Linked DNA regions of Mus musculus: all the other regions are linked to region 3. Evidence: chromatin loops called from intact Hi-C (ENCODE). Cell type or tissue: left cerebral cortex. All regions are shown on one strand.

The links. Peaks named below come from ENCODE experiments on the same cell type or tissue, not always from the same donor. Only the 100,000 strongest peaks of a DNase experiment are listed, where the experiment ranks them.
Region 1: it touches region 3 in a loop (3-fold over the local background); 2 of 42 quality-filtered maps call a loop at or near these places.
Region 2: a loop joins it to region 3, with 6 times the contacts of the local background. A loop is called at or near these places in 3 of 42 quality-filtered maps.
Region 4: a loop joins it to region 3, with 5 times the contacts of the local background. A loop is called at or near these places in 3 of 42 quality-filtered maps.
Region 5: it touches region 3 in a loop (4-fold over the local background); 6 of 42 quality-filtered maps call a loop at or near these places.
Region 6: it touches region 3 in a loop (7-fold over the local background); 14 of 42 quality-filtered maps call a loop at or near these places.
Region 7: it touches region 3 in a loop (2.3-fold over the local background); 2 of 42 quality-filtered maps call a loop at or near these places.

Annotation. Positions count from the first base shown.
Region 1 is chr2:44,557,427-44,561,426 of GRCm38, reverse strand. No RefSeq gene overlaps it. Among named protein-coding and RNA genes, the nearest start is that of Gm39806, 58 kb to the right of the region's middle. In left cerebral cortex, no CTCF peak of the experiment used is centred here; DNase peaks (open chromatin) are centred at 2,742, 3,174, 3,570, 3,928 and 1 more place; H3K4me3 peaks cover 864 bases; H3K27ac peaks cover 2,712 bases.
Region 2 is chr2:45,111,506-45,115,505 of GRCm38, reverse strand. Zeb2 (zinc finger E-box binding homeobox 2) reads left to right here and starts at 2,227. Exons shown (of 10, transcript NM_015753.4): 1 at 2,227-2,683. It overlaps Zeb2os (zinc finger E-box binding homeobox 2, opposite strand), which reads right to left. Exons shown (of 3, transcript NR_110572.1): 2 at 2,513-2,663; 3 at 1,419-2,407. In left cerebral cortex, a CTCF peak has its summit at 2,375; a DNase peak (open chromatin) is centred at 2,342; H3K4me3 peaks cover 3,904 bases; H3K27ac peaks cover 3,790 bases.
Region 3 is chr2:43,784,957-43,788,956 of GRCm38, reverse strand. All of the region lies in intron 2 of Arhgap15 (Rho GTPase activating protein 15), which reads right to left. Gm39804 (a long non-coding RNA gene) reads left to right here and starts at 842. Exons shown (of 3, transcript XR_866182.2): 1 at 842-1,610. In left cerebral cortex, a CTCF peak has its summit at 1,504 (motif pointing left); DNase peaks (open chromatin) are centred at 2,301, 2,649, 3,142, 3,561 and 3 more places; H3K4me3 peaks cover 1,963 bases; H3K27ac peaks cover 4,000 bases.
Region 4 is chr2:45,094,558-45,098,557 of GRCm38, reverse strand. The region is part of intron 2 of Zeb2 (zinc finger E-box binding homeobox 2); the gene reads left to right. Among named protein-coding and RNA genes, the nearest start is that of Zeb2os, 15 kb to the left of the region's middle. In left cerebral cortex, a CTCF peak has its summit at 1,690; no DNase peak of the experiment used is centred here; H3K4me3 peaks cover 681 bases; H3K27ac peaks cover 4,000 bases.
Region 5 is chr2:43,849,206-43,853,205 of GRCm38, reverse strand. The region is part of intron 4 of Arhgap15 (Rho GTPase activating protein 15); the gene reads right to left. Among named protein-coding and RNA genes, the nearest start is that of Gm39804, 63 kb to the right of the region's middle. In left cerebral cortex, a CTCF peak has its summit at 1,797 (motif pointing right); a DNase peak (open chromatin) is centred at 1,805.
Region 6 is chr2:43,900,640-43,904,639 of GRCm38, reverse strand. The region is part of intron 6 of Arhgap15 (Rho GTPase activating protein 15); the gene reads right to left. Among named protein-coding and RNA genes, the nearest start is that of Gm39804, 110 kb to the right of the region's middle. In left cerebral cortex, CTCF peaks have their summits at 1,657 and 1,857 (motif pointing right); DNase peaks (open chromatin) are centred at 470, 955 and 1,864; H3K27ac peaks cover 1,171 bases.
Region 7 is chr2:43,975,758-43,979,757 of GRCm38, reverse strand. The region is part of intron 6 of Arhgap15 (Rho GTPase activating protein 15); the gene reads right to left. Among named protein-coding and RNA genes, the nearest start is that of Arhgap15os, 88 kb to the left of the region's middle. In left cerebral cortex, no CTCF peak of the experiment used is centred here; DNase peaks (open chromatin) are centred at 1,034, 1,816, 2,123, 2,371 and 1 more place; H3K4me3 peaks cover 284 bases; H3K27ac peaks cover 2,036 bases.

The DNA.
Region 1 (4,000 bases), 770 kb before region 3:
TCCTTTTACTTAACAGGAGCCAAAGACTTCACAGTAGCCTAAATGTGAGTCATATTATGGACAAGTCAGACTTCACTACCCATGTATCTTCCTTTTGTCTTGAACAAACAAAGATCCCAGCAGCACTTCCCAGTTTTCTGTTTCCAGAACTCTTCCATCTGATTTTCAACCCCAGAAGCTCTGCATTGATGGTTTTAAGAGATAATCTATAATGTTTCTATGACTCTCTATCTGCTACTGTGTTTAAAGATATAATGTAGAGTGCTGGGTGTCACTCCTACTGGGAAAACATACTCCTGCGACTTTGAGTTTTAGAATGTGAAGTCATTTGTATTTGAAACTTTAACATTCCTAGTACCAATTCACAACTGAGAAAATTAAACCAGACCAACATACTTAAGAACCAGACTATGGTAGAGCTACAGAAAGAGAGAGAATTTGACCTTTAGAGAAACATCAAATTCACATTGCATTACTCAGGTGGATCTTCAATTTCATATTCACGTTGCATTACTCAATTAGATCTTCAATTTGATTTCTCTCCCTCCATACAAAAGACAGCAAGCGGCGTGGCCATACTGGTGATGCTAAGAGGCACAGGAGAGACCATGAAGTGTGGCTAGTATTTTATGTATTTTTATGATTGTTGTTATCCCACCCTTGAATGTGCATGATGTCTGAAACAATCTCTACCATTCTCTGCATTTTTACATTGTGCTGGATTCATCCATGTGGATAACGTATTGGTCCTCTTGTCCAACCTTTGTCTCTCTGGCCTCACAATTTAATTTGCTTATAAGAATCTGAGGCACTGGACTGCATCAGGTCCCCAGGAGGCAGAGACAGGCCTGGGGCTCGTTCTTGAGTTTGTGGTTGGTTCCATTGATCAAGTCCAATAAAGAAAGGGAAGTAGAAAGTGTGTCTTCCACTATTGGCTTGCCGTGTTCTCCCCTCTGTGGCTATCAGAAGAAGCCTGGAGCGGTAAGTCGCCAGTACCTCATGACATGCTTGGTCCATGCTTGCTCTGGCCATGTATGCATTAAACGCATTGATACCTGGCACTAGGACCCCAACTGCCACCTGTGACATTTCTGAATTGACTCTTCTCTGTTGTCTATCTACATGGATGAAAGCTGTGAATGGCAGCCCCCCACTTCTCTCAGAAGGCTGGGGTCAGTGCAGAACGCTGACGCTGGCAGCACCTTCAGTTGTGCCTTGCTAGGACTGCTTCCTCTCAGCCCCAGTAGAGAGACAACCAAGGAACAACATCCTGAAACATTTCCCCAAGAAGAGAAAGAACGGAGGAGTAGCTTAAAAAGAAGCAACTTCTAATATGGTATTAGGCTCTAATTCATAGGGAAATTTATGCCTGAGATATGAATTTCTGAAAATAGAGGTTATTTTTTTAGAGGAAAACACTGACACATCCTTAATTATAGAGTAATAAATACCAATGACATATTATCTTCTGATATTTCCTTACACAGATATCAAAGCATGCAGCTGGTTTTGAAAACTGATAATCAAGTACAATGTAACTCTATTACATCTTGTTCTCACAGCCCACCCTCCACCACACACCACTGAAGGACTGAACAGTGCGAAGCACAGCCGATCCTAGCAAAAACCTAACTGAACAAATTAGCTTTGAATTGAACTTAAGAATTGCAGTCAAACCAAAATGCCTGTCCTTGCCAGGAAAGACATTCCAAAGAGCAAGCCAAGAAAAAGCTGTTGCTTCAGGATTATGGAGCAGTTCTGGAAAACCCAAAGAACTTAGTGATCAATCAAGGGAATGCAGAGCAGTAACTATATAGCCGGAGGATATATAAAACTTACAAAGCATTAATAGTGGAGCGGAGACAAGATTTTACCAGAAAGTACTAAGCTCCTAGCTCCGTTCTTTTTTGCCTTCAATCCAGGCAGCAGGATAAAAGAATCCTGGTTAAAGAAAAGTATGTGGACAAATGTGGGGGGTAGAAGAGGAAATGAAGGTTAAACAAGGCCAATATGATTCAGAATAGAAGGGAGGGTGGAAGTGTAAGGAGCCAGCTGCAATTACTAACGTTACATTAAGAAGAGCTGAAACTGAGAGGGGGAGTTCTGGGTATTTTACTAAGTGGATTAATGTCTCTTCCTTGAGTGTCTGAAGTTGCTGATTTTAATTTATTTGGTGCAGGGATTTATTGTGAAATTCTTAAGGGGAGGAGGGGGTAAATTTGCACAGTTATAAACACTTAAAACTAGGAAAGAAAAACTGAGTTTGAAGCCATGCACAAAGTTGAGGGTTTTTTTTTTTAAGGGGGGGGGGGGTGGCGGGATTCAAGAACTTAAAGAGAAATAAGTACATTCAAAAAAGAAAGAGAAATCCTCTCGATGTGTGAAGCCGGATTCTCGGTGACTTAAGATCGGGTTTTATTGCCATTCTCCTTTCTCCATCCATTAGACAATGAAGAAATCTTTACTCTGGCATCTGGAAACCTCTCCGTGAGCATCACTTGTTAATATAAACTGAAGCCTTCGGTGGGTGGTAAGAAGTGACAACACACCTAAATCAAGGGCAGTGGGACGGTGCACCAGAGGGAGAGCCGAGCCGTGAGAAAAAGCAACCTCCCGACTAGCTTTTACCTTCCCTTTCTGAGGAATGAACCCAGAATGTGCAGAGGGTGTGGCTAGCTCACAGCAGTGGATGCTAAAGATGCATCAGAAAGTGGGGAATGGGCAAAACCCTGTGTGATTTGTTAATCTCCCATTCTGTTCGTGGGAAGTGAAAAAGATGCCTCTCTGCCTTCAACTGTTGAAGAAACTTAACTGTGCTTTAATCCAACTGTAGGACTGTCATCTGGCTGCAGCCAGTCCACATGCATCTTGGTTCAGGCATTTGCCTGCCCAATAATGTCAGGATCATTTAAATTGAAATTATGCGTCAGAAGGTATTTAAGAATCACTGATATGCAGCTATTAATCTTGAATGCAAATGGTATGATTTGGGGTGTGGGCAACTCACTTAACTGGAACCACATGAAAAAGCATTTGGAATTTTTTTTTCCTAAAGTACTGTGGGAAAAAAAACATAGTGTTGGAGGAGAGTACGGTTGAAAAGAAGGCTACTCCTGTGAGGGGGGAGGTTGGTAAAATGACTAAGGAGTTGTGTGGCCTTGTTGCCTGCAGTGTAGCCGGTGATGTGCAGGCAGACCAACCCCTCTCCTTCCGAACTGATACAGCAGTGCCAGAAAATCCAAAATCGAACGCAGGTTGGTGGTGCAATTTCCGAGGTCATTTAGCCTATTTCGGTATATTTTAGTATTGGCAGTCAGGAAAAAGGATGGAGCTTTGTAACGTTGAGCCAGGGAGCCTTGCACAGTTACCTTTTGCAGAACTCAGGGCGTAGCTGAGAGACCTCTATCTTAAATCCCAGGGGGCAGGGTGGAGGCTGTTTCGGATCGTGATCAGTTAAAAGGAGAAGAAGCAAGAGTGTCCTTTTTCCAGTTGATCCAGAGAGGCAGAGAGAACTTACACTGTTCTGCTTACAGCTACTTTCCCTAGATTTCAGTTTGTTGGCTTTGCCCCGAGATTTCTAGTAGGCGGTACCAAGCCAATAAAATGGAATCTACAGAAGTGCAAAATAAAATCTGGGGTGTGTGTGTGTGTGTGTGTGTGTGTGTGTGTGTGTGTGTGTGTGTGTGTGTGTTGTAAGGATATTACTGAAGATAAATTGCAACACTTTAAGCACCAAATTTTAAAACTTAAAAATGTATGAATAGTGAAGTTTTAAAGCAGCAAAATAATGCTGGAGCAGAGTATTTATAGCCGTTTCTGTAAGAGGTTCCCCAGACCTCTGGGTGCATCAGCAAACTGTCCTCCTACTCTGTCGAATGTGCAGCTGCGATTTGGCCCCAGGCACCACCTACCCGTAGTCACTACCTCATGCATTTTACATTGCACACATTATAAATGGGGGACCTCCCCCCTTCGTGTTCTGTTTCCTTTTGTCGTGGCC
Region 2 (4,000 bases), 1.3 Mb before region 3:
GTTAATGGTCTATTTTGTCAGATCTGAAGTAAGAAGATATTTTATATCCATGATAAGGTCAGAGGTTTGTAGCTATTTGTTCGACTTGCCATATAGTCTCATTGTGCCTTTGCACTGGTGTGTCTGGACTAAAAAGACGTCCAGTAGCTACCTGGGTGCCTGCAGAAGGGGCTTGCCAATAGTCACTCCGTAAAACAGGCTCCCTATTCCTCCAAGGGAGGCTTAACGGCACACTTTGGAAGAAGGTGGTCTCTGATTTTTTTTTTTTTTTTAAGGAAAGAGGTGGAAGGAAAAAGGATATGAACAGTAGTGATAAATCTTATGGGAGGAAACTTGATAAGTCTTACATATATTTAGTACAGCTACATGATAGTATGAGAAACGTAAAATATAGCACGGATGTGTTTGACCCATGCTGAAATCCTTTTCTTTATTAATAATTTTTCGACTGCAAATCCCAACAACCTACAGATCATCTATAGGTACTCTATCTGTGATAGGGGCAATGGAGAAATTAATTTATCCAATCCTTCTCATTGTAAATGCTCAAATTAGGAAAGAGGAGAGTGTGTAACCAACTGTGAAAATCCGCTTTCTTGCACCCTAGAATGAAATCTAGCTGTGGTCATGCTGGGTGGCTATTACCCTCCCCCCACCACCACCACTGAAAAATAAACATGCAAAATACAAAGCCCTGTAGCTCTGGGAGTGTGGCTGTGGCAGCAGCCCCTGTGGTGGCTTTCCCCTCCTTTGAGTGCAATCGCCAGTGACTCTTGCATTCAAAGTCTTGCTGTAGGCACACATTCAAAGCACAGTTCAAAGCAGTTTATCTTAATATGAGTAAAAGTCTAGTGTTGGATCAGGGTATTATTTGTTTCAGGTCTCTTCAGACTGAAAACAGGGGACTATGACATATTTGACAGTATTAAAGCAGAAAAACTGATAAGAGGCAGCTGTTTGGCCCTCTTCAAACCTCCACCTTTTCCTTTATACTGGAGTCTATAGGCTGTGAGACTGGGCATCTCTCTGTGCTCTCGGGTTCTTAAATACTTTCACTATTTAAAATAATGGGGGGGGGTCTCCTAGTATTTTAAGAAATTAAGCCTTAACTGTTGAGGCAAAACAGTTTCTTCCTTTTCCTATAAATACAGAGCATCCTCAAATTTGGCTGTCTTTATTTACTTCTATATTAGTTCCAATTATGTGCAGTGTAAACCAGCTTTTTGATTAACAAAACAGCAGAGCATTGGTTAAGAACACTTAAACTTCAAAAAAAAATCCCCTGGGAAGTGGGCTCTGAATTGGTTAATAATGTGCAGTACTTGCTAAATTGCTGACTTCCAGATGTGGAAAATATCTTTCTTGTTTAGGACCTATGTAACCTGATTGGATTACGACAGAAGCGTCACGTTGGAAGCTTTTTGAGTGATTATTTAATTAACCATACAGTAGAAAGCTGTATTCTCCAGGAAATCCCTTCCATATTTGCATAACCAATCCCTTCAGAGCAAAGGTGGAGTCTTTTCTTTTTAATTTTAGTTTAATTGCAATATCAAAAATATGCACTTCAAAACTTAGACCCCACACAGTTTAGTGTCACCCTCTTCTTTCTTTCGTCCTAAGTTCCTCTGACCTTTCTCCTTCTTCCTCCTGCCCCTGTCCCCTCACTTTGTAATGTGGTCTGCATGAGGTGTAGAGGGGTCCAGAGATTGGCCAGCATAGTACAGCTCTATGTTAACCTAGAGACCCTTTATTAAAATGCCAAACTTTTAATATAGGGATCCAATCCAGAAAATCTCCCCCCCACACACACACACACATACACACATACACTGCACACTGAGATCCTAAGATGCAGTGTACAAGTAGCATTTCCCTCCCCTAGCTCTGGCATCTTTAAAAAAAAAAATGTAATAAGAGAAAGGGCAAGAATTTAGTTCCAAAAACGGTGCTTGAGGTATCCATACAACTTGACGTGCACCTCAAACCTAGTCACCAGAGATATCTGTATAAGACAAGAGATCTGCATGGAAGACCCGAGAGCTTTCCCTTTAACTTTCGCCCCTTGGAGTTCTCCAGTTCTGTGAATGGTGTGCACCGTTTTCCGCCCAGTACTCTGCAGGATTTAGTGATGAGGATAATGATGCCAAAGGCTTGCTTGACGGGGGGGGGGGGGGGGGGGGGGGGCGTGGAGAAGGGAGGGAGGGAGAGAGGAAGGGAGGGAGGTGGAATTTCATTTCTTCCACTAAAGCGTTTGCGGAGACTTCAAGGTATAATCTATCCCAGATCCTTTCCCAGAGAGAAACTTGGCGATCACGTTTTCACATGATGCTCACGCTCAGGGCGCTTCAATTATCCCTCCCCACAAAGATAGGTGGCGCGTGTTTCAGGGTCTCTCTTCTCTCCCCTACAGAAAAGAAAAAGAAAAAAATGTCATTAGAAGAGGCGTAACACGTCAGTCCGTCCCCAGGTTTGTGTTTCCTGGAGTGGCCGAAAAGAGATCAGTTCTAACCTGCTCGGCAGGAATAACGGTCCTGCCTCCAGACACTCTTGGCGAGGTTTTGTTCAGTTTGCTCCGGGAGCTGTTTCTTCGCCTCCACCTTTTTCTCCCCCACACTTCGCGGCTTCTTCATGCTTTTTCTTCTCACCATTTCTGGCCAAAACTACAAACAAGACTTCACAGGTAGGTTTCCCACCCCCCCCTTCTTTTCCTCCTCTTTTTATCCTTTTTTGGTGCTCTTGCCCCCCACCCTCCCTCTCTAATTTTCTCATTTTGAGTGGGAATGTTAGTCTGAAGTGAGCCGGGTGTCTCTGGACAGGAATTTCAGGTGGTTTTAGCTCTTTGGTGGCAGGCTTTCTTTTCCCAAGAGTGGCTTCTTTGCTTTCTCATGCCTTCCCTTACTCTCTCTTTCCTTTCCTCTCCCTTTTTCCCCTTCCCCCAGTAATTCGCCCTGTACCTGTCCATTCAGGTAACCAAAGGTGTTTTTTGCTACATAGTCTAGGAAAAGTTTTGTTGAGAACTGAATGGCTGGGGTAAAAAACTCATCAAGTGGAGAGTTTCTACTGCTTTGTTCTCACACCGACTTTCAATTCATTATATCAAGCAATTAAAACTTGGCAAATACCTGTTAATAATTATAAAACTTATTCGAGAAAGACCTACCAAATTCGGGAGCAAGTCCTTCTCTTAGATCTGGCAGACTAGTCTAACCTTTCCCACCGGAGAAGGCTGTTTTCTAAGCAGAAACTTGACTGTTTTTGTCTGCCTAGCGAGTTTCATTTCTTTATTTCATTCTTTGTGTGTGTGTGTGTGTGTGTGTGTGTGTGAAGTAACACCTCACTTCTGTGATTATAAATAAAGAAGTGAAAGTTCTCTTGGAACTTGAGTCGTTTACCAAAGTGTATGGGAGAGGGGGGGTCGCAACAGCTGGGAAGAAAACTGCTGTCAGGATAATAGGGTTAAAATTAGGGTAACTTTTGATATTTTATTTTAAATGACCAAGTAATATACACATCGATTTTTCATGGAACTCCTCTCTCTCTCTCTCTCTCTCTCTCTCTCTCTCTCTCTCTCTCTCTCTCTCACACACACACACACACACACACACACACACACACACCACACCACACCACACCACACCACACCACACCACACCACACCATTCCAGACTTTGGGACTGAAAAGTCGGAGTTCAAGAGTCACAGGCACAGTGCTGAGCTCAGCTAACATAAACGTGTTTATCTCCCACCTACTTACATGTTTCACATGCTAACCCTGTAATGATGAGGGCAAGATCGCTTACTCCAGAGTTAAGACTAACATTCACAAATAAAGTTTACAGCACAAATGCCATGTCTTTCCCTCACACACACACTGGCTCATAAAACTAGCAACTTATTTTATTAAATATATATTTTATATGCAGTGGTTTGTAAGTCTCAGCAGAAATACAGACAGACAGCTGTTTCATCCCACAAGCTTGTGTGACCATTTCTTTAT
Region 3 (4,000 bases):
TGAACTGAATCTGAACACATCAGGGAGCGGAGTCCCTTATTAAAAGCCTCGCAAACTGAAAAGAGGGAATAGGGGGGAAAAAAGAAGTAAAACCCAAACCAAACTCGGGGGAATTATTTTAGCCATCAACAGCTTTATATCATCGGTGACCTTAGACGCAGAGGCTAATCAACCATTTAGGGATGGATTTACTACCACCCAGGAGAGGGCTCCCGGAGGTCTACGCACTTAGTCCACCCCCCTCAGAGCAGGAGCAGGAAGGCAGAGTCTGTGAGACTCTTACACAGCTCCTCAAGACTTTGCTTGAGAGGCATCAGCATTAGACACACACTTCAGAGCTGTGAACGTTCCAGTGCCCCTCTGACATGCTCAGTTCCCCACACGGGGCACTGTTTTTCCTGGTACTAGAGGCCAAAATCTACGTATTAAAAATTTCTGTGATGACTCATTTACTGAAGATATTTTTGGGTTCATTTTTGGTGACAGAATGATCCCCAATTTATTGCACCCTTCAAAGTTATAATTCCACTTATTTTTAGAACTTAACATTGGCAGAACATACTGGGCTGACCCTACAAAAGATTATTAAGTTATTGGCTTTTTTTGCCTGTAATTATAAGTAAATAATTATTTTCCAGAAATACACAAATTAGTATATATTATACAGCTGTATGTGCTTACTTGTGTGCTATTTCTTTATATATAATATATATGTGCAGATATAGAACTCTGTATGTATTCACATGAGCTGTAAGACTGTACACAGACATGTAGAATCTACCACATGTAAGAAAAGATCTAGCAATTACATAGATTTGGAGAACTATTTATGAGCCGTTATACATGCAAAGATGGTATTGTAGCATTGTAACCAGCTCCTGGGGGTCAAGTGAGTTACTCTTTGCTGATCTCTCAGCTCTCTGCCTAACATGGCAAACTGTATGAACCTAACCTATGAACCAACGTTGGTTCGGTTTCAATAAGTAAAGGACTCTTCACTATGCCTTGTTTAAGGTTAACCTTGCTTATAATCATGGTCTATTAAAAGGTGGTCTTTGACAACTGAGGCAAACACGAACACTAGAAAATACACACACAGACAAACTTAGAGTTCCTTGGCAAAACCCATTCCTTCCCTCACATTTCACCTATCTCAAAATTGCAAGTTACCTTTGGAGCTTGCCATAATACTCTCCTGCCAATCCTGACTGCACTCGGGGTTGTTTTGAAGGTAGAGTACTATATAAATAAAAGACGAGGCCCTGCAGATAACCAAGTGGAAAAGCACAGTTGCTGGCACTCAGAATATGAGGTAACCTCTTTTAATTAGAATGTACAATTTTAGATTACTGACTATGAACATCATGGGACCTGAGATTTTGATTCATCAGTAATTCTCCTTTATGTTTCACTAAGATGTAAAAATCAGACCTCTGCTCTCACACAGATCTGGCTCCTCACAGAGCTACCGCTTTTACCTGTGATCTCCAGTACTGCTCTGCCCCCTTGTGCTGCTGCGGTGAACTCGGCATAGAACCGTGTGTCTTCCTCCTCCCGGATGAACTACAGAAAAGCCCACTGTCACTTCTCACTTTTCTGGCAAGTTCAAGGTCGGTATCTAGCTATTTTCAGCTCATCTCTTCTTGATCCATGCAGAGAAATGACAAGGTAACGTGATTCGGGGTCAGCTGTATTACAGGAACCGTTACATAAATGGAGAAAGTGAAAATCAATCCTAGCTGACAGTGACTTTGGGGATAATCAGCGCTCACTGTCTGCCTCTGTCAGCTCGCCTGCATCAAACACCGTGTGACTCCTGTCAGATCTTTTTAATAAAACTATATTCTCACTTTCAGCAACCTAAATAAATGCGGTGCAGGAGCTGGCTCTTTCTAGGCTCGTTTAGCCCTCTAGATTTGTAAACCTTTCTAATGCCCCCTCAGAAAGCCACGTAAGTGACACCTGTTATCCCAGGTTTGTTCATGACCTGGGATGAAAGTATTGCTACAGTAACTGCCACACTGAGTGATGGGGCTGAGCATCCCTGGGCACTGCTGTATCCCGTGATATTAACCCCACACTTGTCTCAGCATCACTTCTCAAGCCCTCCACAGGGCTACACCTCCTCCCTCTTCTTTCTGAGTATCTGAAACCTTATCTATCATTTCTTGTCGGGGACAGGTGTCTCCCAGCATTTTTAGGTGTTCATTGCAATTTTCCTTCTTATCTCTGTATTTCGTTTTAAAACTGGGATATTGCTCCTAACACAGAATCAAGGATGGGGTGTTTAACAAGATGTTTCACACTGGTGGCATCCTGCTGACAGCACCTTGAATGTCAGTTTCAGGAGGGAGCGTCTCTATCCCACCCACCTTGTGCTCCCAGGAAACTGAAGCAGGCAGTCCTCCATTGAAGTACAATTTACCATAATATTAGTTGTCAGTAAATTCAAAGACGGAACTACTAGAGCTATAAAATGGATTAGAAGCAATTTAAAAAAGAATTAACAAACTAGACTAAGAGTATACTGTCAACAAACAAATGCTCCATCATAGGACTGTAATTTGGAATTTTAATTACCCCTCTGCTCTGTAACAAAACAATGTCTGAACTGGCAGCGATTTGAATCTCTCACAGGTCATTGAGCATTCTAGTTAATTACTCTATGAATAGCCTGTTTTTCTCCCCTCTGGAAACACGTTTCTAATGGCAGTCAAGGTCTGACAAATGTGTCATCTACATAATTAGCTAGGAAGCAACACAAAACATTAAACATGCTTTGTGCCGACAACTATCAAAACATTTCATTTGTTGTCAATTATTCATTACTTTGTAGGTTCTGAAGGGGTTGTTATTATGGAAATAAGTCCAGATGCTAACAAGGTTAGAGTTTTGGATTCAAATTAGTAATCAGAGGACTAACTTTTAAAAAAATGTATCTCATGTACATTCTTCACCATGCTCAATCAGTAGGAGATTATAAACAAATTTAGCTCTCTGCTCAAGTTAAAAGAAAACGGTGCTTGCCACATGTGTGAACTCCAGAGCCCTGGCTCATTCTTTGAAGTATGGGCTCTTTAATTTCCCCATAAACTTCCCCCGCCTTTTGGGAACCCCAATTTGTACTTGGTAAATAGAGTTAAAAGATTTCCCAGCACGAAATGGCACAGGATGGCACAAGCAAGGACAGAAATCTCTAGTGGGATTAGAACCTTCTCTGAGGCATATTCAACAAAACTAGAAATTCCAACTAACAAACTTTTTCCGTCTGTCCACGGCGTGACTGCCAACAGCTGGAGACCTTAGCCACCTTAGGCAAACTGGGAGATCCTGTTCATTGTTCCTGTTTTGTTTTCTTTTAACTCCGTGTGTCTGAAATGTTACTTCTTGTAGGATTTTAATATCGTACACAAAGCTGAATGGTGTCTTGAAAGCCAGTGCTGCTAACGTTTACAGACGGTACAAAAAGATTCTTCAACAGAATTGACCTCTCAGCGGCAAAGAAAATTGCAGTGGAAGACACATTATTACGTTGTCGTATCAGAGCTTTGGATCTGCGGAGAGTCTCACTCCACTGTCCTCCAGCTTTTCCTTATAAACCAAAATGGCTTACAAATGTCATCTACAATAGTCCAATAAAGATTACGAACAAGACACTGTCCTTTCCCTGATGAGATAAGAAAGATTCAACTGCAAAATGCAGCACTGAGCAGTTCATAAGGCTTGCTCTCAAATCAGAAAAAAAACACAATTCAGATTGCATTTGTGTATGTGTTTAAATTTTAATTGAAATGATCAGTTTGTTTTCTACATAATGTTCGGTCAGATGCCTGTGTTACAGAGCTAGATAGAAAGAAAAGAAAGCAAGCAAATTCTATCAGGGGAATCAGGAAGACCTGTTATCTTCAGGGTGTGCAGAATACGTCAGGAAATAATTCTACTCTGTGCACTAAGAATGCCCAGCTAATAAAAAACACATCAGCCATTCACTAAGAGAAAA
Region 4 (4,000 bases), 1.3 Mb before region 3:
AGAAAAGAAAAGAAAAGAAAAGAAAAGAAAAGAAAAGAAAAGAAAAGAAAAGAAAAGAAAAGAAACTCAGCATTCTGGAATCCTAACTGAAGATAATACTTTAAAGTGGTGTTTATAGTGTTTAGGAGAAAGGGGGAGGGAGACCTTTAAGCTACACTAAATACTTAGAGGTGTATAGTACTTTATACTTGTGCAGATAAAGAGTGAGGTAGCCTTGCTCCATGAATCCCAGGCCACAAATGATATGTGCCAGTAGGTTCTTTGATAGGGTTCCTGGCCACAGTGTTTTTGTGCTGTCAAACTGCTATGTTGAACAAACACCTCCTCCGGGACAAAGTGATAAATGCAGAGACAGGCTGGCTTCAACCAGTCTCAGCGACCTCCTCAGCCACACCCCCACTCCCAGGTCCACCTTCTTCCCCTCCCCCACACTTGAAGTTGACAGTGTAGAGAGGTGGGCAAGGTTTTTCCGAGGTGTCAGGGGTGACTGATTATTGCCCCTCCCTAAGTCTTAGGAACCGGTATTCGGGTTACAGGCAAAGTCCTTTTTCTGGCAGGCTTTATCTGGTCTTTTTCAATGAAACTAAACTGGAGCTAAACTTTTGCCAACTCGAACCTTCTCCACTTTTACTTAATCGCTCAGAAAACGGCTTCCTTTCCTCATGTGTTCTCTCCAGTGATTTGAGCGTCATTTTCTAATGTTCAGATGATTGCGTCGTGCAACACGAAACAACAAAAAAATGTTGCCTTAAAAACATCCAAACACGATACATACTACTTTCTTGCTTCCTAGCATTGTTTTAGGGCCAGCATTTCAGATGGATAGTCAATGAAATTTCTCTTCTCTCTGTTAGAGCCATTATTCTCTGACTAAACCCTGTTTGTTGGTGCCTTTGTGTGTGCATTTTTTCCCCCGATGTTAAATGAATTTCCGTCTTCTACTTCTGCAATCTCTAAGAAATAGATAAACCATTATATTTTTTCTCCTGCTCGTATTTTAAAGTGGTGATCCTGACAGCAGGACGATTATTGCACTTTATGTTTTAGTGGATGTTTGCTGTTGCTAGTTACAGCAACACTTATCATAAGACAGCAAGAAAGGAGTAGTCCCTGGTAATTAAAGTAATGAAATATTCATTTACTCTACCTTTTCTGTAGTCTCACAAATTAGGCTGCTACATTTAATGCCTGCACTGCCTCTGTTTTTATTATAATGGCAGCTTTCGCATCTGCAATTAGGACTAATTCTGACAGTTACAATTTCTGAGGGACGGTAAACAGTGAGCGAGCTGTGCAGCGGAGGTATTACACGTGAAAAGCCCTTGTCTCTTTAACCTTGTTGTTTTTTTTTTTCTCACAGAGGTTACCTTTTCCCGATGGTGCAAAATCGACTTGACATAACTGTTCATCAGTTTCAGGGTTTTCCCTGGAGGTATTTGCATCAAATCAGCCCAGTCAAGCTTCAAGTTGAAATTGGCAGGCCAGAAACTCACAGGGTAGAGACTAGAGAAGAGACAGCCAACGTACAGGCAGCAAACTGACAGCAGCCGAGTCTGACAGAGAGGGGGAGAGGCTGGGAGAAAGGGAAAGATTTTCAGCTTGAGTGTTGGGGAACCCCAGCCCCTCCTGGGCCAATGTCAGTAGCACCTGAAACTCCAGAAGGAGCAGGAAAGGTCTAGATTCAGAACACCTCCCACCACTAGGGCCCCTCAGCCCTGCCTAGGTTCACGTTTGCTTACTCTGATTGGATGCCTAAAGAGGAGTGGGTGCACTTAATTATCTGAGGCATCTCCTCGGTACTTAGCAGAGCTCGAAGGCCAAATCTCATGATCGGTGTTCTAGAAGAAAATGAGAAGGTTTGCGCTTCTTTCTTTCACTCTCTTTCTTTCCCCTGCTCCCAAATTGTTAACTTGTGGGACCATGAACAATATTTGTCTCTTTGCTGCCTTTCTCTTCTGAAGCAGATTAAATGTTCATAGAGACCAGAAACCAGGAGCCTGTAAATGCAAAATGCATTTTGGTCAACCCAAACAGACACGTAACAAACATATGTTCGAAGAGACACTCCTGTGAATAGCAAGGAGTTGCCAATTCTCTTTGTCAAATAATTCCCTTCTATCCTGATGACAGAGTTTGTTTAAAGGCCCCAAAACAAGGCGAAAATCTTAAAACCGTGAGAATGTTTCTTTCTTTCTTTTTTTTTTTTTATTTTCCTATTGAGAATACCACTTTAAGAAGAATTCTATAGTTGCAAAACTTGTTTTCACAATGAAAATAAATATAAAATTTTTTTTCTATCTTTGGCAGAGTACGTGTTTTTCTGCTTTATGTCTATAAAACAGATGCACGTTTCCCCATTCTTCTCTACAGTTTTAAACTTTGGAGAAGGGCGGCGGGAGGGGGGATGGGGGAAGCCTGGTGTCTTTACCAGATGATTTAAAATCCTCTTCTCTTTCCAGCTAGACTTGGGGGTCGAATAAACCCTTGCTTTCAAGCAGTCTTCAAGCTCCGTGTATGACAGGCATTGGCTGATCTGTTGATGCCCATTCGACAGGCACTGTTGAACTAAAGTGGTGTGACGGCACAGTTTTGTTAAGCTGTGAACAAAGGTTGGAGATGCCTTACTGGCGTCACCCGTGTGCATATTGGCCTTGTCACAGTGTGCTTGATTTAATGCTCTGTTTATTCCTAGATATTAAAACCTAAATTCTGAACAATAAGTTTTTCAAATGCTACTACATACCAACTTTATTTTAAAAAGCTTTAACTTTGAAGACCCCAGGGTCCATTTGCTCCTCCAGCCCCCCCACCCCCACCCCCCAATGCAACCAGTATTAGAACATAGCTCTGGAAAAGAAACGGACTCCCAGTACCTTCTTAGCTCTTACCCATTTAAAAATGGGATTTCAGCCTTTAAAAAGCCTTATTAGAGTAAAAGATTTATTTCTTCTTTGATCATTGGCTGAAAGTGATTATTTATTTCCAACAGTGTGTTCTCACGTAAATTCCTAAGGGACAGTTACCTTGTGTACACACAGCACTGCAAGAACTTTGAAAAAAGAGATATATTATTTAAAAGGTAGTGCTAAAGGAAGCCATTTAGAAATACCTGAAAGAGTAGGGCACATATCCACTGTCGGGGAGTTTGTGTTAAAGTGAGCCTTACTTAAGACAGCAGAGGAATTAGGTTAAGACTTAAAAATAAAACTTGGGGTACGAAAATTCCCGCTCCACAGACAACAGACAAGTCTTCAAAAGAAATCTTAAGTTTGGTACTAAATTTAGTTTCCAGTGTCCTGTTGAATGGGTCTCAGGCTTTATCTTTGCCGGTTTTTTGTTCTCTCTCTGTCTTTTTCCTCTCTCCAGGTTTGCTTCAAGTGTTTGCTAAGAGATTAGTTAGCGAGTTTATATTGAGGAGGTAGCCATGGGAAGCAGCTAGCTGCTCAAAGGAACGCAGTGGGTCAGAGTGTGAAGATGCAGAGACTTCACACTGGCTTGGGCCTGGGATCAGGTACTTAATTTTCTCTCCAAGACAAATGGCTTCTTAGGAGGGTTGGTGGGGATGGCATAGCCTATCAGGACCACAGATGTTACCACTTTTAGAAACTTTACAAGCATGAATGCTAGAACAACATGTAGATACATATATGTATGTAGTTGTTGAAGTCTATTGCCAGGGCACTCCCTGTTCGTTATGTAAAGAGGCTATAATTTGAGATTTTCAGGGTTATTTTTACCTTCATTCATAAGGCAGCATCTTTCTACTGAGCTGTTATGAAGATGGGGAAGGTGACAAAGAGAGACTTGCACAGCTGCACAAAAGTACAGCTATTAACAAGCAGGGAGACTGCCACTAAAAGCAGAGCTGGAATCTCCCAGGTAAAGCACCCCCACCTGTCTGAGCATACTTTCTTAGCATTGGCTGTGTGATAGACTGACAGGAACAACCACCCCCACCCACTTTCAGCTATAGCTTGGCTCCGAGTTCATCAGTACCAAG
Region 5 (4,000 bases), 64 kb before region 3:
CTTAATAGCCAAGCTAAAGGTTATACTCTTAGAACAAAAATATGAGAGCTACTAAAGCTCCCATGTACTCATACAGAAAACTAGTCTCAGAGTTTATTAACCTATTAAGACCTACTTAAGACCACATGAGAACTTACGGTCATGTCCAATTTCCCTGAAAACAGACCTTGTCATATATGTAATCTATGTCCTTATGCTGTATTTTTTTAAAAAAAGATTTAAACATTGCTAACTTGACTGACCGAGGATATCATCAATGTTAGCAACACAATTTTAGCTGACTTCAGTTTATTAAAACCATTTGTAGTTTGTGAGAATAAGCCATCCCATTTGGACTTTCTTACTGTATTTCCTTATTCTTTTGACTGGGATTAATCATCTTACCAGCCCCCAACTAGATAGTTGAGATTCTTCTCTCCTCCTGAAACCTGTCAATACTAGAAGCTATAGTGTTCCTTTGGCTCCCACTTGGTACACAGAATATATTTCCCATACATCCTGTATTCTAACAATTTAGCCAATAAGGTTACCACACACTTTATGCCACACAATTCTAAGAGCAGACAAGAAAAGTAATGATAGTAAGTGAAGGATAAAGGTAAAGTAAGACAGACTTGAAGGATTTATATCACTGACTAGAAGACAGACCCTAAAGATTAGAAAGAATTCATTCCTCTTAGTAGCTCTTCAAGGTGAATGAGGTGTCAGTATAACTGAGGAGAAAAATGAAGCTTACTGAGACTGTGTCCTACCTAATAAGGGCACACAGTCATGTGGGAGAGATTTAGGGGTTTACCTCTGAAGCCCACCTCCGGTCTGAAGGATCAGCTGTTCTGGAGCAGGACCATGCACCTTTCTCTTATGCATGCTCTCTGCTGAGCTTCATGGCAGGAGTTAGAAGGAGAGAACACAGTCTTGGAAAAGCATTAGACCTCTTTCTCCTAGAAGCAGAGCTGCCTTTTTTGGTGAGTCCAGCCTTCTGTACCACTTTCTGCAGTCTCTGTGTGTTCCTACACCAGTGGGGAACAGCTAAAGCTTCTGTCTTCATAATAACATTGGGCACATAGAACAATGTTAACCCTCCCATGAAGGAGGGTTCTTTCTTGAACTTCCTACCATTCTTCCTTCCTTCCTTCTTCCATTCTTCCCTTCCTTCCTTCTTCCATTCTTCCCTTCCTTCCTTCTTTCCTTCCTTCCTTCCTTCCTTCCTTCCTTCCTTCCCTTCTTCCTTCCTTCCTTCTTCCCTTCTTCCCTTCTTCCCTTCTTCCCTTCCTTCCTTCTTTCCTTCCTTCCTTTCTTCCTTCCTTCCTTCCTTCCTTCCTTCCTTCCTTCCTTCCTTCCTTCCTTCTTGTCTTCCTTTTTTTTTCACAAGAGGACAAAAATTTAAGCTGTAAGAAAACATGTAGCTTAGGAACTCAGCAGTCAGTCGGTAGCCCCTGGAATGAGCAGGTCCCCACTTCCAGGAAGTCAGTGAAGAATCACAGCTAGTCATTCAGTGCTGAAAGTAGATCCATGGACAAGAAAAGAGAACCTGTTTTACATTTTGACAAAGCACAGGGCATCTAATAGGATGAAAGTTTTGAACTATAATTCCAAAGCCAGACCTCAATTCGTATCAGAACAATGGTTTGGATACAGGCAACTGTGAAGGTATTTTTGGCAAATGGAATACTTCACATAAGTTACTAAAAGCAAGTTGTGAGTTGTAAGGTGGAATAAATGGAAGAATGTGAAACCAAGCAAAACCATAAAAGCCCCTGCCTGACACAGACAACAGCTTGATATTCTACCAAATGGACACCGGATGGCAGCACAGAATAACAGCAGCATGTACCTACTTGGCTGGAGGATGGAAATGACCCTTGAAATAGTCATCAGTGTCTAAGGATCTAGGGCCTCCAACACGCTCATTTCTCTTCACATCACAGCTTTGTGTCCTGTCCTCTGCCTCATGTTCTTTACAGATACTCAAAAAGCCAACAAACCCAGAAGAACTTATTTTGAGATGACCTCATCAGTTTCTGACTCTCTTTGGGCCACCTGCCTCAGTTACCTGGTTTCCTTACTTTGGAGTTGATTCGATTCTGGGCTGGTAATTTATCCAAGTGCCTCTGAATGATTTACCATAAAGCCCTCTAGACTCTTAGACCAACAGCTTTGAGAACTTTTGCCTCTTCTCTCATATTTTAACCTTCTATAATGTGCTAAAAAGGTGAACCAATGAGAGAGTAGATGTAAAATACACATTTCTTTTAGTCTTGCAAGAAGAGGAAAGGAGAATTGGAGGAAGGGGAGAGAGAGAGAGAGAGACAGAGAGAGAGACAGAGACAGAGACAGAGAGACAGAGAGAGACAGAGACAGAGAGAGATAGATAGAAAGATAGAAAGATAGAAAGATAGAAAGATAGAAAGATAGATAGAAAGATAGAAAGATAGAAAGATAGAAAGATAGAAAGATAGAAAGATAGAAAGATAGAAAGATAGAAAGATAGAAAGATAGAAAGATAGAAAGAGACAGGTTAAGTTTGTGTTGATTTATTGACACTGAGCAGAAAGTCTCAAAGGCATTAAGAACACTTTTAACCCACCCTACCTTCCTTCCTTCCTTCATTCTTTCCTTCCATTCTTTGCACAAGAGGATAAAAATCAAGCTGTAAGAAAACATGTAGCTTCGGAAGTTATTAAGTTCACATTGAAGAACACTTTAGTATATATTCAGAAAGAAAGAAAGGATGAAAAAAGAAAAAGAAATGATGAAAGAAAGAAAGAAGGAAAAAGAGAAAGAAGGAAAGAAAGAGAGAGAAAGAAGGAAGGAAAGAAAGAAAGAAAGAAAGAAAGAAAGAAAGAAAGGAAGGAAGAAAGAAGAAAAAAAGAAAGATACTGATGGCAATATCAGCACACAGGTACACACAGGCACACACATGCAATCACAGTCTAAGGACCCTGAGCTTACGAGGAATGCAGGCACTAGTATATGTGAACACTGAAACTGTTTTCAGACTCACTTTCCATCCATATTCACACAAGTATTTCTGTACCCTTCGAAATGGGAGAGCAAAGTGAGATCTAAATGTGAGGAGATGTACACAGTCACAGAGGGACCAACAAAGGAAGGGTGTGCATCCTGAAACGTGTGAGATGTTCAATTCATGTAAGTGCATGATCAGGTGCCTTTTGTAAAATTAAGCTCCATGAAAGAGAAAAACAAAACATAACAATAGAACGAAACAACCCCCCCCCCAAAATACCCTATTACTAAATCATCACGGGGCTTCAGATAGGCCAAGGATCCGTACAGCTTTGAGTATGAAATTCCCCAAATAAAAAGGTTCCTGAGCTTCATCAGAAAAGCTGAGGCATAATTTCAAGGTTCATAATTAAAAATTAAAGTTGAATGCTGAATGAATTCTGCTTTCAAGCCTGTCAGTATATCACAAGGGAAATGTGTATAACCTCATTTCAAAATAAGGCTAAGTTTGGGGCCCTTTATGAATGTAAGATTAAGCCAGCAGCTTCTCCCTCCTGCCACCTTATCCTATTCACATGAGTAATACTTTTTATTTTTCCTTACAGGAAAAAAAAAAAAAAAACAGCACATGACAGAAACTGAGACAAATAAATAAGGTAGGAAAGACAAGATCAAAATAAGGAGCAATGTCAGATGTAGATGGCACAGCATGGCTTTATACAGAGAAAACTTTTCTGAAGTTCCAAGTGATATTTGTTAAATGGCAGGGGAAGCTCTTGGGGTCAAGGGTGGCAAGAAATAGAAGAACCGCTTTTGCTTTTTGTCCTCCCACTAGAAAGTCCCAGATGCCAGGGAAGCAAGAGGCTCCCAGGACCCAACAAGGATGACTTTAGCTGAAATATCTGACAAAGGGGAGCTAGAACCTGTAGAGATCACCTCCAGTAGATAGGCACAGCTACCAGTTGAGGAATGGGGCCACCCACCCATCTCAAAATTTTTAAGTCAGAAATGTTCCTGTCCAAAGAAAAGACAG
Region 6 (4,000 bases), 120 kb before region 3:
AAAATCGGTTTTCTGGGAACTGCTCAACAATAAACTAACAGTAGAGGCAAAGGCAAACTTAAGTCAAAGGCACCTATGAGAAACTTTGTGCTTAAAGAGAATTGTAAACAAGTTCTTAAGAAATACAATGAAAAAGTTTTCACTGAGATATGGCTGCCAGTTTTACAATTTTGCATGAACCAACACACCAGTAAACACCCCACTATGCACTAACATCTAGAAACTGCACGCTGAAGTGCTTAAGGCTACAGGATATGAATAATCTTCCTGAGTAAACAGAAATAGGCTGCTAAGAACCTGAAAAAGCTACCAGAAAGCAAATGTTCTTGAGACAAACAATAGAAAATTTTGACTAATACCTGAGTATTCTCGCTATAGCTTTACTATGTCAATTATAGAGCCATTAGAAACCACCGTACAACTGTATTCAGGCCAACTCAGGGGCTAGATCTACATTAAAGTGTACACGTATGTATGAAAGAGACAGAGGTATAACTGACACATCGCTCTTACTGTCTAGATAGTGTCTTGTTTGCATCATACTCCTGAGGAGAATGTGGGGGAGAAGGGGCGGGGGGGGGGTGGGGGGTGGAGAAGGGACTTTAGCATTCTTCCAGGGAAGATGGGACACATGATTTTCCATAAGCCAAATTAAATGTTTTGAAGAAGGAAATATTTTCAGTATCAAAAGTAACTAGTAACAGAGGTAATGGCAAATGTATATACATAGAACCAAAGCCTTCCAGAGAATTTTAAAATAAAATCCAAATGTCTCTCTTTAAAAATAGTCACTTGCAACTTTTATGGTAAAGAATAACATTCATTCAATATTATAATTCTCCCAGTGTAGTGCAATGCCTCTTTGTAGGCAGGCAACTTTTACTAAATCATAAGGCAGTTTAATGGCAAGGAAACGTCCACTGGAACATGGACATTAACTATTAAATACCATCTCTGAGAATTCAAGGAGCTCCAACCTCCCTCCTGGGGCAATTTTAACTCATTATATCTTATGTTCTTCAAAGACGTTTGATCTACATAAATATCCATTCTCAGGTTCAGATTTTACCACATACAATGAGCCTACGATTTTAGGACTACATGCAATAAAAAATCCTAGGATTTTAGGAAGTTTTAGAATAGTCCAGGGCACAAAGTCATCCTAATCTTGGAGAGAATGAGTGGGTACCCCGTTGCCTGGGTCTTCATGTTCTTAACACATAATGTAACCTAAATATTTGTCGTTCAATTTCTAAGTCCTCCTCTTTATATCAGATTACACGTTTCTGAGCCATGAAATAAGATTTCTTCATAGAACCCGTCAGTGACGAGATAGAATCTCGAGTTTTATGAATTGCTGTTCATTTTTCTTTTTGATATTATAAATTGTATTATTTCCAAAAGCAGGCTCAGTGAATGATAACTTAAGAAAATTCATGCTTAGATCCAAATGAGGGATTACAGCATCTCACATATATTCTTATTTACACAAAATAACATATCTTTAGATTCAATAAATCTTCCTAATATTTGAGTACATATTTATTTGCCAACAGAACTGAATGTCAATAAAATTTGTCAGTCAACAACAGCCAAGAGTAACTTCCTTAGATAAGCCTTGTAAAATACACACTCACAGTAAAGCCAAAAATATATAATCATCTCACTACTGCTTGAGACTTTCATTCTACCAAGGCATGGGGAACAAGGAGCATCATCAAGTGAATGACATCTAAACCTAACTGTTCACACTTTCGTTTTGTTTTTTTTTTTAATCACCCAGAGCCTTGTCTTGCATAGCCTCACAGGAGACCCAGTCAAATGGAATTAGCAGTCTGTGCTGAACTGCCAAACGGCCACCAGATGGCAGCAACGCTTTTATGAATAATGCAGCAGTCTCTGCTGCCCATCTAAGATTTCCAGTGTTAATAATAGAACAATCCTTACTTTAGTAAAAGGACAAATTTGTCTGCAAGGAAGCCAGCCACTTTCTCATGCCATTAATTATATTTCACGGGACACATTTGTTTTCTAGCACGTGGGCCTCCAAATATTTATTTTTATGCTGACTAACCATTAATTTGCTACTGAGTTTAATTTGATCCTGTTCTCTAAACTGTCAGACTTTGTTTCTTCCTTTCAGATGGACACTGACATCTGTGATTGTGCATGTCCCAGAGCACCTTTCGAAGAAGGAAGGTTTCACGTACTTTCCAACAGCTTCATGAGCACATACTGTGAATCTAACAATTGCACTTCCTAATCACTCTGCCATGATTTGAGTTCAAATCCATCATAGATCCTAGGCATCAGAAGTCTGTCTTTAGCTTGGTCATGGGCATGGGACTCTTGAAAATTAAGCATTGTTTAAATAACAGATAAGACACCTCAGAATTACTAAGTCTACCCAAGGTACTAAAGGAAGTTCGATGTCAGTAGATCAAAGTCCTTTGAGGCACTTTTGTAACACGTTAACTCTGTTGTTGTAAACAATTTGGGTGGAATGTACACCCTGCAATGAGTTAGAAACCCTACACCCATGCTGGAGATGAAATGTTTCATAAGATTGTGTGTGTATGTGTTTACATGGTTTATGTGTGCCGTAGTTAAGTTTATACTGCTGTGATATAGATCATGAGACCATGACCAAAAGCAACCTGTGAGGAAAGAGTTAATTTGGTTACTAGGTCAAAGTCCATCATGGTGGGGGTCGGGGTGGGGGCGGTGGGAAACAGAGGCAGGAACCAGGAGGTGAGAACTAAAGCAAGAGGCCATGAAGGAATTCTGCTGACTGCATTATTTTTTCATGACTTGCTCGGCCTGCTTCTTTTTTATACCATTTAGAACCACCTGCCCAGGGGTGGCACCATTTTCAGTAACCTGGGCCCTCCTGCTTCAATCATTGATCAAGAAAATGCCCCCTCAGACCTGCCTATAGGCTATCAGACTGGGGGATTTCCTCAACCAAGGTTCTACTTTCAAGATAACTCCAGAGTGTGTCAAATTGGCAAAATGAAACAAAACAACAACAACAACAAACAAACAAAAGAAACCCCAAAGAAAAAAACAAGACAACGTGCCTTGTGAATGCTTGCAGGGAAACCAAAGGTAGGAGTTGGGAGTTCCGTTCTGTCCATCTCTACCTCATTCCCTTGAAACACCATCTTCCACTGAAGCTAGAGCTAGTCTGAGCCAGAATGCCCTAAAATACTCCTGTCCCATCTTCTGCAGTGACACATGCAGACAGAGGTACACAGCGCCACCCACAGCTTTTTATGTGGGTATAGGGGAATTGAACTCAGGTCTTCATGCCTGCACAGCAAGTGCTCTTCTCCCCCCACCTCGGAGCCATCTTCCTAGATTCTATATCCTTGACTTCCAAAAATTATGATTCTAATTTAATCACAGCATTTCTCCTGTCTCCTTCCTCCAACCCCCGCACCCCCCCCCATATACCCCTTCTCACACTCCTAATTCATGGCCTCTTTTATAACTGATTGATATTGTATGCATATCTGCATTTGCATGTACGTATATGTTTCTAAATTATATTCATGCTTTTAAATCTGTACTCTCTGGTTAGTTCTTAGTAAGTTTCACTCATAGTGTGTTTGGGATTTTGTGTAGACTTCTCTTGTAAGTGCTGGCATTGGTTTGCATCATAAACTGACCGTTTGTTTTCTTGAGTTCATTTCAAGCCTTTGTTTACAATGATTGCTTTGTTATTTTCTTATCCTGCTTTAAACATTGCTCTGAGGTTTTAGAGTTTTTCTCACCACTGCCCAGATTTTTCCCCTTTCTTGTGGCTAGCGGTATTTAAACACTCTGTGTGTGTGTGTGTGTGTGTGTGTGTGAGAGAGAGAGAGAGAGAGAGAGAGAGAGAGAGAGAGCTCTTATGCATGCATACTTGTGTCTGTATATGTTTGTGTGCTTATGTTTGTATGTGTATATTGGTGTGTGTTTCTCTTTCTCTCTCTATCTCCCTGTGTGTCTGTGTATA
Region 7 (4,000 bases), 190 kb before region 3:
GTACATTGGACGACTGTCAGAATTTGCATACTTACTCTGCATGAATTAACTATGAGACATAAAATTCGACTTTGACTTAAATACACATGGAATTCTCTAGGCGTTGCAATTTTTCTAGGCATTGCAATCATGACATCACAGTAATGGCTAAGTCATCAACAAAACCAGAAAAACATGGCTAAGACCCATGACCACCATGTCTTGGTACATGGGTCTAGAAATGTAGTGCTGTTAGGAAACAAAACAAAAACAAGATCATGGGCCCAACCACATCAGGCTGATGGATGATAGAGTGTTTAGGAATTTTTGAGATGGACACTTGTCATTGGGGATCCACAATGACCACTCTGATACATCAGGTGGATGGCCTGGGCTCATGGGAGAAAATACGGAGATATTGGGTTCTCTAAGTTTACTACTGTCCAGAAAACCAGAGTCTGATATTTAACATCTGTCCTATTGATTTTTACTATTTATCTTCTGATCAAAATTTCAAGTGGTGCCAAAAAAAAAAAAAAAATCACTAAGTCAAAAGGACTTGGTGGGGGTATCTTTGTTTCTCTCCCAAAGCCTAAAAGTTATACCCAACCGCAGCACAAAGAGTAAAGAGGTTGTTATTCATATTAACTACATTTACATTCCTAACGCAACATCCAGAGAGCTAATAGTGGGGTTATTAACATAACAAACGTAAATGTTCTATATAAATAATACTGTTTCAGGCCAGCAACCGCTCATCTGACAGCATTTAGGCACAGGCTCAACATCTGTTTATGAACACTTTGCCTAATGATATCATCAGATATCATTAAGTGCGGCAGAATACAGCATAGAGGCAGGTGCAGCTGCCTTCACAACCCATCACAGAGAAAGAAAAGAGCTGCGTTCCCCATCCGAAAACCCATCATTAGGACAATTTTCTTCGACAAACCAGCCCTGTGATTTCAATCTGTATATCACCTGTAATTGTAGTTTTTAGCAAGAAGCTGATTCTATACATTTAGCGACGAATCACGTTGATGGCCTGAATACTGGAAACACATTTGTGGTACCAGCTGCGGCAGCTTTTTTTAGAGCCTGTGTTAACAAAATACTGCTAACAAGGCAAGGCTTGGAGTGCGGCTTTGTTTCTCTTCCTTGTTCATAGTGTTTAGATGTGCATAATTATGGAAATTAGCAATTGATTGCTTCTCAATAATAATTGATTACTGGTCACTGAACTCTGCGGCAGCAGTTTCCTGGAGGTGAGCAGACGAGATAAGTGAATTCCTTCCAGTTCCAGCCTGACAGAAAGAAAGACCAAAAGGACTCTCGATTGTACATCAGTTTCCATGATAAACAGACCAAAGGGATAATAGAATATCCCAGAATCTAGTTTGCCCTGAAGCAAATTGTAGAGATCATAGCAAGCCTGCAGAATTCCCCCTGTGGACCATGTAAGAAACATACATCATTTTTATATATGTCAGTCGGTCTTTGATTTGAAAATATTTCTACCCATTTAATTTATCTCTTTCAGCCAGTTTTCTTAAATTGTACAATTTAAGGGTTATATCAAAAAAATGAATACCAATTTTCTACACCTCTCAAATTGAAACAAACTGACAAAATAATGTGAAGACTCTTTTTTGCAAAGGGGTATAAATTCATAAGCCTATCATGTCAGACAGATACCGAGCACTTCAAAATGACTCTCCTCGTTTTGATCTGCTGTATATCCATCAACATTTTGGTCAGTGCCGACTGACTTGTTCAGTATACCATACCATAACTGTGCCTTGCCGCAGCTCCCATTTAAAGGAAAAGGCACGCATTTCTTGGCTTACTCAGTACTATCAATTTGAACACAACATATCCAATTCAAATTTGCTGCAGTACATGGAAGCCTCGCAGACAATAAAGAACCGAGCTGCTTGTTACATGGGAAACACCGTGACTCATGGTGTTTCAAAGACGTGAAGATCAGAAGGAAGACGACAACAACGACAACAGAAAAAGCTCCTTATTTGAGAAGAGTAAATTGTTAAATGATGCCCTTCCGTGTGTGTGTGTGTGTGTGTGTGTGTGTGTGTGTGTGTGTGTGTGAATTTACACAAGACATGGCTGCACAGTGACAATCAACTTTACAACCCGATTCATGAAAAAAATGCAGCTTGGTTAAGTCAGTATGCTTGATTTCAATAGTGTTTTTATCCCAAAATGGGTAACAGATTGTACAATCATGACTCAAAAAAAAAAAAAATACATGCACAAGTTATAAGAATTAGGCAACAGTTTGAGAATAATGCTGAAATCCTTCTCTCTGCCCACAGAAGGATTTCTCACATAACGAGCAGGTGCAGTTTCCAGAGACCTCTGTCCCTGAGATGGCCAAACCTACTGTTTGTCGCTTCCCCAGAAGCAACACAAGATAATATGGTGATAAAACTCTTGACTAGAGATGAAAATGCAACATTGCATGTCTGTATAATTCTAATCTCTCTGCACTGTCCGTTAACAAAAATTTATAGCCCTGTCTTCCCAGCTTCTCTGTAAGTTAACATTTCTGCATTGAATAATTTGATTTTGAAATTTTGCACTACTTCATAACCAAAACCTTAAAAAAAATAGAATTTAGGCACTGCGGGTGAGTCTGTGCACACACGCCATTATGTTCATGCCAAAAGCATTTAAAAAGAAAATACAGGCAGATCCTCTGTAATATATCTCTGAGTTTATTATCAGCATGACATTTTAATGCCTATTATTAAAATTGTATTTTAGGGGTTGGGGTGGGGTTCAGGTGGGAGAGTACTTTGGGATATTAGAAGAAGTTGCACATAAAATGATTTTGGTAACCTAGGGATGTCCTTGACACATGTTGGCACTGCAGAGTGTATCTGCTTAAAGAGACATATGGCTTCAATGGCAGAAGTCAGGATTTGAAGGGTATTAGGAAAACCATGTGGGGCAAGTTTGAGCTGATTCTGGCTGTTCTCTTGACTTTACATCCTCAAAAACCCATACAGTAAATACACCGAATGAATAATACTTTCCAGCATTGGGGGCACTTTAAAAATCACATTAATAGCAAATGAGGTTTAAAATGAAACTGCTTGCTAATAATGCTGGGAGACTTTAATGTACTAAGGTTAAAAAAAAAAAAAGGTAAATTATCCTGGGTAGAAAAGCAGCTGCTGTGTATTGGTGTTGCTGAATTCTGCATGGCTGATATCAGGGAGCCTTTCTGAGAAAATCAGGTATCAACTCAGTTGAGTTTTCTGTGCATCTCTCAGCTCTGCAAAGCAGCCCCTCACCTTTTTCCAATTACAGTCTCAACAAGTCATACTGGCCACTCCTCAGCTCTTGGGATTTACCTGTTCATCTGCTTACTCTTAGTCCCCCCACCTTTTCCTTAGGGGTTAGCCTCACAAAACCAAACTAGTTGATGCTCTCTAGTCCTGTTCTCCTGACCCGTATAAAAGAGGACCACTTAGACACCTCAGTCTTCAGGAGGTCATCAAAACTTCCCTGAGATAGCCAATGTACTGTAAATATGTGAGACCCCTGTTATAGTTTCTATGAAATACCATTTTATTGTAAAGGCAAATGAAATGTCTCAGGTGGTATCAGTGATGTTTTATTTAATCTGGACAGAGTGGGCTTGTATCCTTCAAAGAAGATTAGCTTCATAATTCTTCTACTCTTTACTATACCGCTACCTAAAGTTTTCCTTAAGAACTAATTTTATAGCTCACAACTTTTAATTAAAAAAAAAAAAATGAAACCAGTCCCCATAACCTTAAAATGTGCCAGGTACCTTACACGCAAATATTAATTTTGAGACAACTTCTAATAAGTTTCCATTAGTTGTAAATACAATAATAATATTTAGCTTCAAAAGAAACAATTCTAAATCATCTATGCTATTTTTGAGTCAGATTAAGATGTCATTCACTCTCAAGGAAGCATCAGAGCCCTAAACTTGTGTTCGTGACTCAATTCCTGTAGAGATGCGGTG